Linked DNA regions of Homo sapiens: all the other regions are linked to region 1. The links are chromatin contacts, found by Hi-C in ENCODE. All regions are on one chromosome and are shown on one strand. Each heading gives the region's core, a stretch centred on a gene start or an enhancer-like site at or near the end of the contact. The rest is flanking DNA. Distances are from core to core; before and after follow the strand shown.

Region 1 (4,015 bases), core at 736-3,235:
TGCTAAGCCCCTCATTGCCTAGGGCAGCAGGGCCAGCCGGCTGCTCCCAGTGCGGGCCCACCAAGCCCACACCCACCCGGAACTCCAGCTGGCCCGCAAGCGCGGCGTGCAGTCCCAGTTCCTGCTTGCGCCTCTCCCTCCACACCTCCCTGCAAGCTGAGGGAGCCGGCTCCGGTCTTGGCCAGCCCAGAAAGGGGCTCCCACAGTGCAGCAGTGGGCTGAAGGGCTCAAGTGCCGCCAAAGTGGGAGCCCAGGCAGACGAGGCGCCGAGAGCCAGCAAGGGCTGTGAGGACTGCCAGCACGCTGTCACCTCTCACTATGACCTGGAAGCGCCCCCCAACCCCACTCCCTGCTCCCTCTTGGAGTTATCCTGCCTTTTCAGACCAAACCAATGTACATCTTACATATATTGATTGATGTCTCATATCTCCCTAGAATGTATAAAACCAAGCTGTGCCCTGACCACATTGGACACATGTAGTCAGGACTTTGTGAGGCTGTATCATGGGCACGTGTCCTTAACTTTGGCAAAATAAACATCCTGAATTGACTGAGACCTGTCTCAGATATTTGGAGTTCACATTTGGCAATCACAAATGGATTCTGAGTAGAGGTTCCCCTGACCTTTGACATATCTCCTGTTGGTGCTTAGTACCAGTTTGAGCTGTCTTTATGGGTCAAACCAATAGAATAATTTGCTGAGGCCTGGAAGCATCGCCTTCAGAGAATCCCTGATCCCCCCAGATTTGATCAAGATCTAAAGTTTATTCTGCTGTAAAACTCCTTTTTCTTGGTTCGAGGAAGGGGGAGTTTTACTTGCTTCCAGCAAAGGAGGCAAGTTTTCCTGCTTCCATGATGATGAAAGGGAGGTAACTCCTTTCTAGAGTTTGAGCTTGCTTCCAACAGGGAAGGTGAGTTTGAGTTTTTTCCTGCTTCCAGAGTGGAAGAGAGAAGTCTTCAGTCTGAGACCCAACCCTACATAAGTAGCTGAATTGGGGTTTTGTCTTGGCTAAAGTTAAGATTAACAACCAGCTGATCTTAATTTCTCCTTACCATTAGAGTGCTCAGTAATCATATTGTTGGTTTTGTTGTTGTTGTTTTTGTTTGTTCTGGTCCTTCTCCTTTCAGATTTGACCAACCCTACATGACTTGGTCAAATCTGAATGAGAATTTCAAAGTATGGGTAACAAGTCCTCTCTGAATTGGCTAAAATTCCTCACAGCTGTAAAAGAGGAAAAAACAAAAAACAAAAACCCAAAACTAGGCATTTGGTTTCTGTGTTTGCTTCCTGTCTGAAAAAAAAAAGGAAACAAAACAACAATTGTTCTTTTGTTTACTTTTCTTCCACCCCATACCGCCTTCCCCCTTTGTCATCTTCAGTACCAAGAAAAATCTAGAGAGAAGGCTTCTAATGACTCAAACTCCTTAGAGAACTCAGAACAAAGACACCACTCACCCCTTTTGGGATGTTCTGTTTTCTTTGTGGAGTTCCAAGAGTCATGGGCACATTCTTCTTAGGTCTAAAGCTCTGCTCTCCTGTATTGCATGACTTGACCTCTTTGGCTTTGGGGCTATTAGAGATTACCTTGTACTGTGAGAAGATTTGACCTTGGTGTGTATAATGGTAGGCAAGAACTCCAAAGTTAGGGGTGGCTGAAGGTGGTTTACAGGAAGTGGTTTTGGCTTTTTTTTTCCTTTCTTTCTCTCCTAGGAAGTTATTGTTTAAGGATTCTACTTTTAATTCGGAGATGCATTCTAAAGGGTCTTCTCTATTGCTTTTTCTCCCAGAATTAATGTCAGTTTGGCTTGTATGTGCACATTTGCGTGAGAAGCTGAACTGTTGTTTTCATAGGTAAATGAGAGATTTAGTTTTCTTAGCTTCGAAGAGAATGAACATTTTGCTCCACCCAGCTGAAAGGCACCCGTGGGTGACCAGGGGCCTCGTGGGAGTGTAGAGAGGGTTGACCACCTGTGATTTGCAGCAGCCCTATGGAGAATCCCCATCAAACTTGTTTAAAAAAGGGCTCATCCAGGAAGCACATATGGGAGCTGGTCACTGAGCTTTGAGCCCTCCTGGAGGTGGTAGACCTCCAGAGAATGAAACTGAGACATGAAAGAGGGTGGCAACAACTCAGTGGTAACACACTATGGAGTCCCACCCACAATCAGCACACACCACAAAAACCCTAGGCCATAGCTCAGTTCCTCCTTTTAAGAAAAAAAAGAAAAAGAAAAGTGGGAAATTAATAATCTAAAAACGAGGATAAAACAAGGAGAATGACCCCCTTTGGGGCACTCCATTGGTTTTATGGCACCTCTACTTGTTAGAGTTTGTCTAAAATAGAATTATTATGGTCTTTGTGCACATTTACATGAAAGAAAAGGGGCACTAAGATCGACCTTCAAACTACAGAGTTCTTAAGTTCTCTTTTTCTCTGTTTTTTTTTCTCCCTGCTTTAAAGCTGCTATTACTTTTTGACCAAGATAAAATCCACTGTTAGACTCCAACCATTCCTTTTCATTACTGTTTTCGCAGACCAATAAGTTTGTATTAATATCTCACGGCTAGAGTTCTGAAGTAAAAGCTATAGGATCTTTAGTGTATGAAAATGTATGTGTGTGTTTATGTGTACGTACATGTATTTTGTTGTGTTTTGGCCACAAGGTACCAAATTGGCTTAGTGAGTAGTCATCAATTAAATAATGAACCCCAATGGTTTTTAAGTTCATGTGACTTAAGTAAAATCTTTAATAATCTAGCTTTAAAATTATTGGTAAAGAACAGTAGAAATGGCTTAAGAATTTTCAGCATACATGTTTATTTTCATTTATTGATCAAGCAATTTCATACTTATCTCTGCCAAATACTATAAGGTGTCAAAATTTGGCATAAGGGATACAAAACTATAAACCCAGCCCAAAATACAATTATCTTTGCTTGCATAATTTTTGATAAATAAGAGGTTGATATTGATTCAATGAAAATAGCTAAATATTGAATTATTTAGTGAAATAGCCATAACTTCTAATCTATAGCTTTAGGCAGTCAAGTCCCCAGGCAGGAAGGGGGTTTGTTTTGTGAGGGACTGTTATCATCTCTTTCAAAACTAAACTATAAACTATGATACTCCCAAAGTTAATTCATCCAATGCCCGGAAATGAACAAGGGCAGCTTAGAGGTTAAAAGCAAAATGGAGTAGGTTGGGTCAGACCTTTTTCATTGTCCCAGTTATAATTTTGCAGTTATAGTTTCATAACTTAAAATGATGACTATTGCAGGTATCATAAATAATCTAGGTACACTATTAAAATAATTAGGTAAATGTAATGGGATAAATATTTGTAGACAAACTTGTCATAATTTAGAAACTAAAGTTAAATTAAATAATAGGTATTTCATCAATTGGGTATTTTCAAAAAAATTGTAAGAAAACATTCTTTCTAAAGTGTATCCTTTTTAAAAGGTGAATAATTGTTGTCTAATTCAAAGCTTCTTTAAGGGTTATGTATACAACAAGGAAAAAGAAACCAGGAAATAAGACAGATGTAAAGAAAGTTATATTAATATAATTAAAGAGGTATTTTTGGTAAGAAAGCTTAAAGAAAAATGACTTTATATGAGAAAGAAGCTTATATGGTAAATTTTGTCCTAGAATAAAATAACTGGTTGTTTTAAAAATGAGGGATGTTCAGGACAAACCAGAACTTCCAAGCAGTCATGAATGGTCAGTGTAAGTCATAATGAGAGGATCTATTAAAAAAAAGAAAAACTTTTATGTGACCAAGCTGTCTATAATTAGAGGGAAATTATAATGGTCTTTCTAGAGATTGAGTTTTGATTAAAAAACACACTTATACATGAAAGAATTGGTTCAAACCATGACATTTTCTTAAGGTATTGCTCTACTCTTAATAAATTACAAGACATTATAATTTTTTTAATGCAAAGTTTAACTTTTACTGCATCTTGCTGTTTTCAGCTTTCTCTCGTCTTTTAAAAGACCTGAAATCAAAC
Region 2 (4,015 bases), core at 512-3,011, 850 kb after region 1:
CTGTCTTGGTATCTTTTGTACCTGCAGATCTTTTTTTCTTCCTCCAGCTAGAGGAGAAAGACAATACCTCAGGAATTATTTAAGGAAAATCTGTTACATAATCAATGCAAGGACTCGGGGACCTCTGTATTAGTTTCCCTTACTGAAATACAAAATTATGCTTTATCAGAACAAATAAGATTTCAAACATAGGTCAAGTATGTTCTCAGTTTCCCATAGTGAAACAATTCTATATTTGGCATTTTGCAGGTTTCCTTATTAAACAATCATTTCTTCATAAGAAAAACATAAAGGAATTTCACTGAATATATTTCTAGTACAGAAGCTATTTTTAAGGCCAACCAGGGAGGATTTCAGGATAATAGTGAGAGGGACAAACTGAAAATGTGTGACTCTGGATAGAAAATAAGATCTGGCCTACATAAGTAAGCAGTTATCTAAGAGCAGTCCCATTCACTAAATGCAAGGCTTCAGGAGACCTAGATTTTGAGCCCCATACTTTCTCTGACTCTCAGTAGGGCTCCTTCATGCTACAAAATCTCTCCATAGTTCAGTCTCTTTATCTCCAAAGAGATAAAAATAACATTCCAATTTTCTAGATTCCAGGACAGACACAAGGATTAACTAAATCATTTAGGGAAAGTATATTGGGTATATATGCTTAGAATATTTTCTTTTATGTAATCTTCTTCTCAGAAAGCACAAAAGGAAGATAAAATTGAGCCAGAATTGTATGGTAACATTACTGATTTTTATGTAGGGCTTGCAGAATATGTCCCATGACTATGTGGTTATACTTGGCCTAGCACACCTTTATAGTTTGTATGTGCATATATATAATCATATATATAATCATACTGATATATATATATCAGTAATGTCCTATATGACAAGATTGTACTCAACTTCAGTGGTATAAGCTTATTCTGTTTAGATGAGCATTTTAGAAGTGAACCAGGAGGACTAACCCTTGAGCTGAATTTCCATAGTCTCATGGTTAATGCTTCCTTATATGGATGAACATAAGAGGCCAGGGATCTAGAATAAAAGATATGAGTGTGATCAATGTCCTGAACAAAGGATGTCTGAAGATCCAAGAGGATGGGGACTATCTCTTTCAATATGTATTCATAGTGTATAATTTGGTGGTTAGACACTGGGTTTCAGAGCCTTGTTTCAGTCCCAGTTCCTCAATTTACTAGCTATTTAATCTTGGGGAAATTACTTAATCTTTCAGTTTTCTCACCTGAAGGATGGGAAAATTAACTTATAGGCCTTTACAAATTTTAAATAAAATAATGCGTGTGAAATACATGATGTCTGGAATATAGGAAGTATTCATAATAAATGTCACTAATCTCTGAAGACGCCAGTGCCACCTGATTGGAACATCAGAAATAGTGATTTGAAATATTTCTCTGGAACACAGAAAGGGAAAGCATGAATAAATGTATCAGTGAAGGCCAGAGACCTCTCTCTGGACATACACTTTTGGGAGGTAACAGGTGACCAGCAACTTTTATTTACTTGAATCTGTAACATCTCTGTAGAGAAAACTAAAGCATTAAATAGGATTTATTTCTTGAACCGTGGAATGCCTTGAATACTTTCTTTTTATTTCTAATTCCTTTGCTCTCAGATGAGAGCTCTCTCCCCTTCTCTGAGATGTATGCTATATATATACACCCGCCTCTCATTCTGAGATACACACTACAGTCACTTAGCACTTCCTCTTTTAATTGAAGGCTGTTCATTTGGCTGGCCTAAAGTAAGAGAGAGAAGTGCAAGTCAGAAAGACCACGAAGGGCAACAGAATAGAAATATTGCTCAAATGCTTGTCATTTTCTGCATGTTATAAGACAAAAGACTGAGATCTTCCCTTATATTGGGTAAGAGTTATAGTTGATTGAGAAACCACAATTGAATAATGTTTCTTTTGTGCAAATAAAAATACCAACCTTAAGGCAGCATTAGAATACTTTGCATAGCATTTACTTCAGGTTTTCATGAGAGAGGGAGGATAAAAACAACCTATATTTGATGCAGTTCCAAGGTCTTTCTTTTTTTCCCTGCCAGTGTTTGCAATAGCCTATATTTAAATGTATAGAGGTGTCTTCAGAGAACCACAGGCATAGAGAATTAGAAGTCTGTAACTGGAAGCATCTTTCAGGGTTGAGAAATGTAAGCTATTGTGAAAGCTCAACAATACATGTTGAAACAAATCTTTTGGAAATGATTGAATTGAATGTTTTCACATAAGCAAATCTACATTTGTCATTCTGAATTCTTTTTATGGAAAGATGGTGTTTCCCCCTCCTGTTTAGGTAATTAAAACTAGTCACTTGATGATCATTCATTATCAAACATTTCTGCACATGGCAAAAAATGCTTTGGGGATGAGACCCTGCTTATACAATTTCATCCATCAAAGGAAGTCTTTCTCCAGAAGCTATTATTCACTCTGTGAGAGTACATTTAAAAGCATTACTTCACACCTAAGTAACGTGTTAACAGCACAGAGTGTCTCTCCCTTGGTGGCTAGGCTCCAGTGCCTGTATTTTATGGAGGCACCATGCACCATCTTGAAAAGCTGGACAGCTTCCAGTAGCATTAGGGTTTGGAGGAAGAGCTGTTGCTCCTTAGAACTTTACTTCTCTTGGGAATATTATTGTTTCAATTTATTTTAATGCAATGAGTGGGAGAGAAGGTGGGAATAAAATGCCTACACAGAAGCCTCTATCTAACAGTCCTGCTGGGTGGGGCATTACAAAGAGAGGCCACAGGAAAACCTTTGAGAGTTTGGAGCCTGCTGCGTGAGAGAGATAAAAGTAGAAACAGCAAATTGGCTGCAATACGAATGGCAGGTGCATTTGTTCACTGGAGGCAAGTTTGGCAATTTAGTTTTCAATGACCAGCTTGTCTCTTTAAGGTTCACCTTTCAAAGTCCTCCTTTTTGCCCTCAACATACATCGCTAAAGCCCTGTCTCATCTTGAGTCCCCACGCTCCAGGTAACAGCAGCTCTTTACTCTGCCTCTCTTTGGGGGGGGAAAAAAACTGGTCCCCTTTTCTACTTACTGGGAGTGGAATTAAACAGAAGGCAATGGAAAGCTCGCTGAAGCACAGTGCACAGTAGAATGACATACCCAAAGAGAAAGCAAATTCCTGTTATGTGTGGATAGTTTTATCCTTCCTGGGTAAACACAGTTGAGGGGAGGGGAACTCTCAGGCAAAACACTATGATTCTGACCTCACTCCAGTATTTCTATAGATGGAAGAAAATTCAATGCGTATGTTCCCACTGCCAGAATGGGACTTAAGAGACACAGGTCAAGGGAGAAGAATTCAGAATGGAAAGCTGATGAGAGCAATCTGTCTTCGCTGAAAGGAGATGAAGGGAGGTGACAGTTGTCCAACGGTCTCAGATAAGCAAGGAGAAATGACTGCTATCTGTGTAGAGCTCATCTGGACAAAAAAACTACATTCATTTTTCCCTCTACATAAAGCACACATAACCTTGAAATGCACATGCTCTACATGCCATCTCTTGTTTATTTGTGTACCCACCATTCTTATTCCATTGGTTGTTTCTCACTTCTGTATTTCTGCCATTATTAACTGCCCTAGCAATTCCACAAAAGAAGTGAACATAATCTCAAATAAAATTGTGATAACACCGTTTGGAATACCTTTGATGGAATGTAGGTGGCCATGGAGGAGTCTCCCAAGGCAGCTTCATGTTAGGAAACCTGAAGTGGCTAGAGTAAATGAGGTCACTTTTCTTTTCTTCTCTTTCTTCCTTTTTTTTCTTTTAAGAGACAGGGTCTTACTCTGCTGCCTAGGCTGAAGTGCAGTGGCTCATGCCTGCTGCAGCCTCAAATCTCTGGACTAAAGCAATCCTTCTGAGTTGCTAGAACTACAGATACATGCCGCCATGCCTGGCTAATTTGTTTTCTTAATTTAATTGTATTTATTTATTTACTTTTTTGGAGACAGGGTCTCACTCTGTCACCTAGG
Region 3 (4,015 bases), core at 541-3,040, 600 kb before region 1:
GATACCTTTTCAATGCTGCATTTCAAGTCAACCATATGAAAAGCAAAGTTTTATTCCAGTCACTTTTCTTTCTCTCACATTGTGGAAGAAAAGTGCCAGCCACTGCTACTCTAACCACTAACCATGGTACAGATGTTTGAAAAATGTGAAACAGAGAAATGAAACAAAAAGGAAACCCTCAAAAATTAAGTTTCGCATAAGTGAAAAATACAGTATTTATGTATCATAACTGCAAAAAGATCAATGGACTTTTTTCTCATGTATTAAACAAAAATAAACACAAACATTGATTTTTTGACTTAGTGTTTTGTTGAAACCAACAATTACAAGGACCAACTCAAACATGGCTAAAAGTGGGAATAAAAATAAGATTTCTTTTATCCTGATAAAAGATTTTTTATCACCAAGAACGTTACAGTATGACCTACTTAAGTGAATACTTATTAAAGAAACAGATTCATTTAAAAAACATGTTTTTAGGTAAATAGGAACGGTGCAAGTGTTTCTTTGAAATCTTACAAAAGATAAAAATTAATTGAACTAACTAAGGTTCCTTACCCTATGCAAATAAGAAACGGCTTAGAAAGAAATGTCTTCAAACTGTTGAAATGTATATTCCTTAGTTGGTGTAACCAATGTGAGGTCTCAGTTACTATAATAGCAAATGTTCTATTAGATTTAAGCACATCAGTGCAAATTATTAAAATGAGACTGTCTTTGTTTAAAATAAAGCTTTAAAAAATGTAATGTAATCTCTGAGGGAGTATTGCCTGAAATGAAAGTTTTAGGCCGAGCTCTGCCACAATCCTATTGCGCATCTTGGTTCATCTGATTAAACATCTTTGGGTCTCAAAATTCACATACATTCACATTTCTAAAGTGAGTGTGATATAAAGTCATAGCTTGATCATCAAACTCCTTTCTAGCCCTAAAATTCTACGTATCTAATGAGATTAATTTATCATGAGGTGTTTTTCTTCTTTCCTTTGTTAATTTCCTTACAATAAATAGACAAATAAATGATCAAATAAGCAAATAAATAAATATTAAAAAGACATACACACACTGATAGCTATCCATCTGAATAGGAAGAAAGACTTTTTTTTGTTTGCCATTATCTATCCCCTAATGTGTATTTAAAAAGAGAGCTCCCACAGAAAAGATTTTTATTTTTTTCTAAATCAAAAATAGTGTATCATTTATTTGCCATTTAAGTTCTACTAAGAAGGAAAACACAAAATCATTATGGAAATCCTATTAGGAACTTTAGAAAGAAAAAGCTGATGAAATTCCATTTACAATTCAAATTGTTCATTCACGTATTTCCTTTTGCAGAAACTTTAAATGCTGCCTCAAACTATCTTCACCTCTTTTTCCAGGGACAATATCCCTAACTCTGTTAAAAAAAAAAAAAGGCTCTCTTCTCACACCCTTCCCACCTGTCCTCTGAGGTAGTTGTTCCACAAAGCTAAGGTATAGATTACATCAAGAGATATTTGGGATGGGAGTAAAACATTTCACCCTGGAGACAGTAATGTGTGCAATTTGCCAAGTCTAAAAGAAAGTTAAGCCTCATCACCACTTTGGCAAGAAATGTGGTTCTCATGGATGGACAATGATTATCATTTTTACACAGAACTTTTGAAAATGAAAGTACCTGGGGCACCAGCCAGAAAATAAGTACGAGAATGCAAGTTTTTTGCGTCAATATTTAAATCAGACAAAACACTATCAGTGTACCCTTAACAGACCTGAAGCGTCTAGAAAGAATACAAGGCAGCTGACACCTTGGTGAATAAGAGCAGCTCAGTTTTATGAAAAGGCCAAAGTCTTAGGGCAAACTCTCTGTTGTTCCAAGTGCTGATATACCTATGGCATCAACAAAGGCAAAACACCATAGGGGGCAATAGGCAAGGCTTCTCTTACAGGCAAGGCTCCTGTTAAAGGCTGGGACCCTCTGGACTACACACTCGAGGAACCCCAAGTGTGGGTCCCTGAGGGGAGGAAGTTTCCTCAAACAGAACGGCGAGAGGCTGAAGTTACACAGTGTAGGAGTACTCCCTGCTGGCAGCTGAGGTTGGAAATGAACTGGTGATGTCCTAGAGAGGGCTGCTTAAATTTTCTATGAGGAGGCTAATGGAGATAACAGTGCTCTTGAGGGGACAAGAGCATGGGTCTGATTAGGTTTAGATAACTCCAGATATTATGCTGAGTGAGGAGGAGGTTAAGGGAAGCTACTGATGACAGGAACTCCAACAATTGACAAAAACTATGTGTAGAGCTGGTATATACAATTTTCATTTAAGTTTCCCATCTCATATCATTCTATAAAGCATACACAGCCGTATGTGCACATGTGTGTGGGGTTCAGAGGATGCAGGAAGAAATCTATTTCTGTGCAGTTCATTTTACCCCTGCAAGAACAATCTTTGAAACCGTCTAATGTATTCACATTTATGTTTTACAAGGAATCCCTTCCATACTTCTAATGGACCTGCCTGGTATGCCCCCTGTACCACTATACCTAATCCCTAGGCAGGTGGTCTTTGTATGGGCCTGGGGCAACCACACTGGTTTCTCCCCAGTGCTCTGCTCTGTTAGGGTTCTTCTGCATAATAAAATGAAGGTCAAAATGGCAGCCTGCTAAAAGCAGCAGTATTTCAGTTGCAGGAATAACTTGCTTGTCATCAACTTGTTAATGCAATAGTCAAACATTTCTCTGACATGTACAGTATCAGCTAACTTCAGCAGATAAAGGGTCTAGAACAGGAAGATGCTGCAGATGCTTTAGCTCGGAGGAAGGCTTAGCAGAGCCAAAACGTCAGCAGGGCCTGTTTGTTCCATACTTTCCATCGGGCTCTGTGAAAGAAATGTTAGATTACTGCAATGACAAGTTTGTGACAAGCAAGTCATTTGTGCAACTGGTGCGCTCCTGTTTTTATCTGTTTACCATTCAGACTTGTGAATGCCATTTCAAGCACTTAGAGGATTTCTGGCTCCCATTAAGGGGAAATGGTTCCTCCATGTTTAGAATTTTCTACCTCAAAGAGAATTACTAAGCAATTATTTGTTCCTGTGGTCAGTGTCACACAAAAGCACTCTTGAGTTGTTTAGCTGGACTCTGAATCATGAAATGAAGTCCTGAAGACTGGATAGCTTGGAGCATCAAAAATTTCCCATCTAGTTTATTGGAATGACTACAAAGCAAGCCTGTGAGAGACAATAAAATTATGGCCAGCTTGAAATACCTTGCCCTTTTGCTCTGGGATCATATATCAAGGCCATATGCTTCAAGCCACATAAACTCACTTGTAACAAGTAGATCCTGAGAAGCTAAGGCCTGGCGATGTCACACTGACATGTGATTTAGCATATGACTGTTTTGGTGACAAGGACCACTTTAGCTGTTGAGAAGAGAATTTCCACTGACTTCTCTCTATACCTTGTGGGTAACTATAGGGTCAATACTAATCCAGAGAACATTTTAACTGTGGTAAAATAAAGTAATATAATATCAAATTAATAACTAGGGCCATCCTCACTAGGCTGACTTTTTAATAGTGAATGGAGACCCTGGCAGATTTGAGATCAAGAATTCAAGATCCTCTCATTAGGTCCTTCACCTGAAGTTGCTGAGTTTCTTCAAGTCATTTTAACCTCCTGGGACGAAGGTAGAAAATAACAGCACATGTTCCTTTCCATCTGACATAAATGGTCTCAGGGTCAATATTACAAAAGATGAAGAGTGCCTTCAGACTCAAGAACAAGAATGATACTCTCTAAACATCATTTATTCTTTCTACAATTTTACATTTTTGCCCATTGTTGGTACTGAATTTATACATAACTCTAGGTATAACTCCCTTTTTTTTTTTTTTTTTTTTTTTTGAGATGAAGTCTCACTCTTGTCACCCAGGCTGGAGTGCAATGGTGTGATCTTGGCTCACGGCAACCTCCATCTCCCGGGTTCAAGCGATTCTCCTGCCTCAGCCTCCTGAGCAGCTGGGACTACAGG

What was found. A loop is a pair of places that touch in the nucleus more often than their neighbours do. Pooled maps may share reads with other maps.
Region 2: a loop to region 1 is called in a map with no recorded cell type, with 11 times the contacts of the local background. The contact joins two enhancer-like sites. A Hi-C loop is called at or near these places in 3 of 37 single-sample maps with no recorded cell type and 3 of 50 pooled maps.
Region 3: a map with no recorded cell type shows a loop between it and region 1 (10-fold over the local background). The contact joins two enhancer-like sites. A Hi-C loop is called at or near these places in 2 of 37 single-sample maps with no recorded cell type and 4 of 50 pooled maps.

What each region holds. Positions count from the first base shown.
Region 1 is chr3:115,185,131-115,189,145 of GRCh38, forward strand. No RefSeq gene overlaps it. Among named protein-coding and RNA genes, the nearest start is that of ZBTB20, 40 kb to the left of the region's middle. RefSeq lists an enhancer at 1,832-2,021. Within about 2 kb of position 1,986, at least 2 of the 41 ENCODE cell types and tissues checked have a DNase peak (open chromatin) inside an H3K27ac peak, as active enhancers do.
Region 2 is chr3:116,036,955-116,040,969 of GRCh38, forward strand. The region is part of intron 2 of LSAMP (limbic system associated membrane protein); the gene reads right to left. All of the region lies in intron 2 of LOC124906269 (a long non-coding RNA gene), which reads left to right. Among named protein-coding and RNA genes, the nearest start is that of SNORD155, 130 kb to the left of the region's middle. Within about 2 kb of position 1,762, at least 2 of the 41 ENCODE cell types and tissues checked have a DNase peak (open chromatin) inside an H3K27ac peak, as active enhancers do.
Region 3 is chr3:114,583,126-114,587,140 of GRCh38, forward strand. All of the region lies in intron 6 of ZBTB20 (zinc finger and BTB domain containing 20), which reads right to left. Among named protein-coding and RNA genes, the nearest start is that of ZBTB20-AS5, 130 kb to the left of the region's middle. Within about 2 kb of position 1,791, at least 6 of the 41 ENCODE cell types and tissues checked have a DNase peak (open chromatin) inside an H3K27ac peak, as active enhancers do.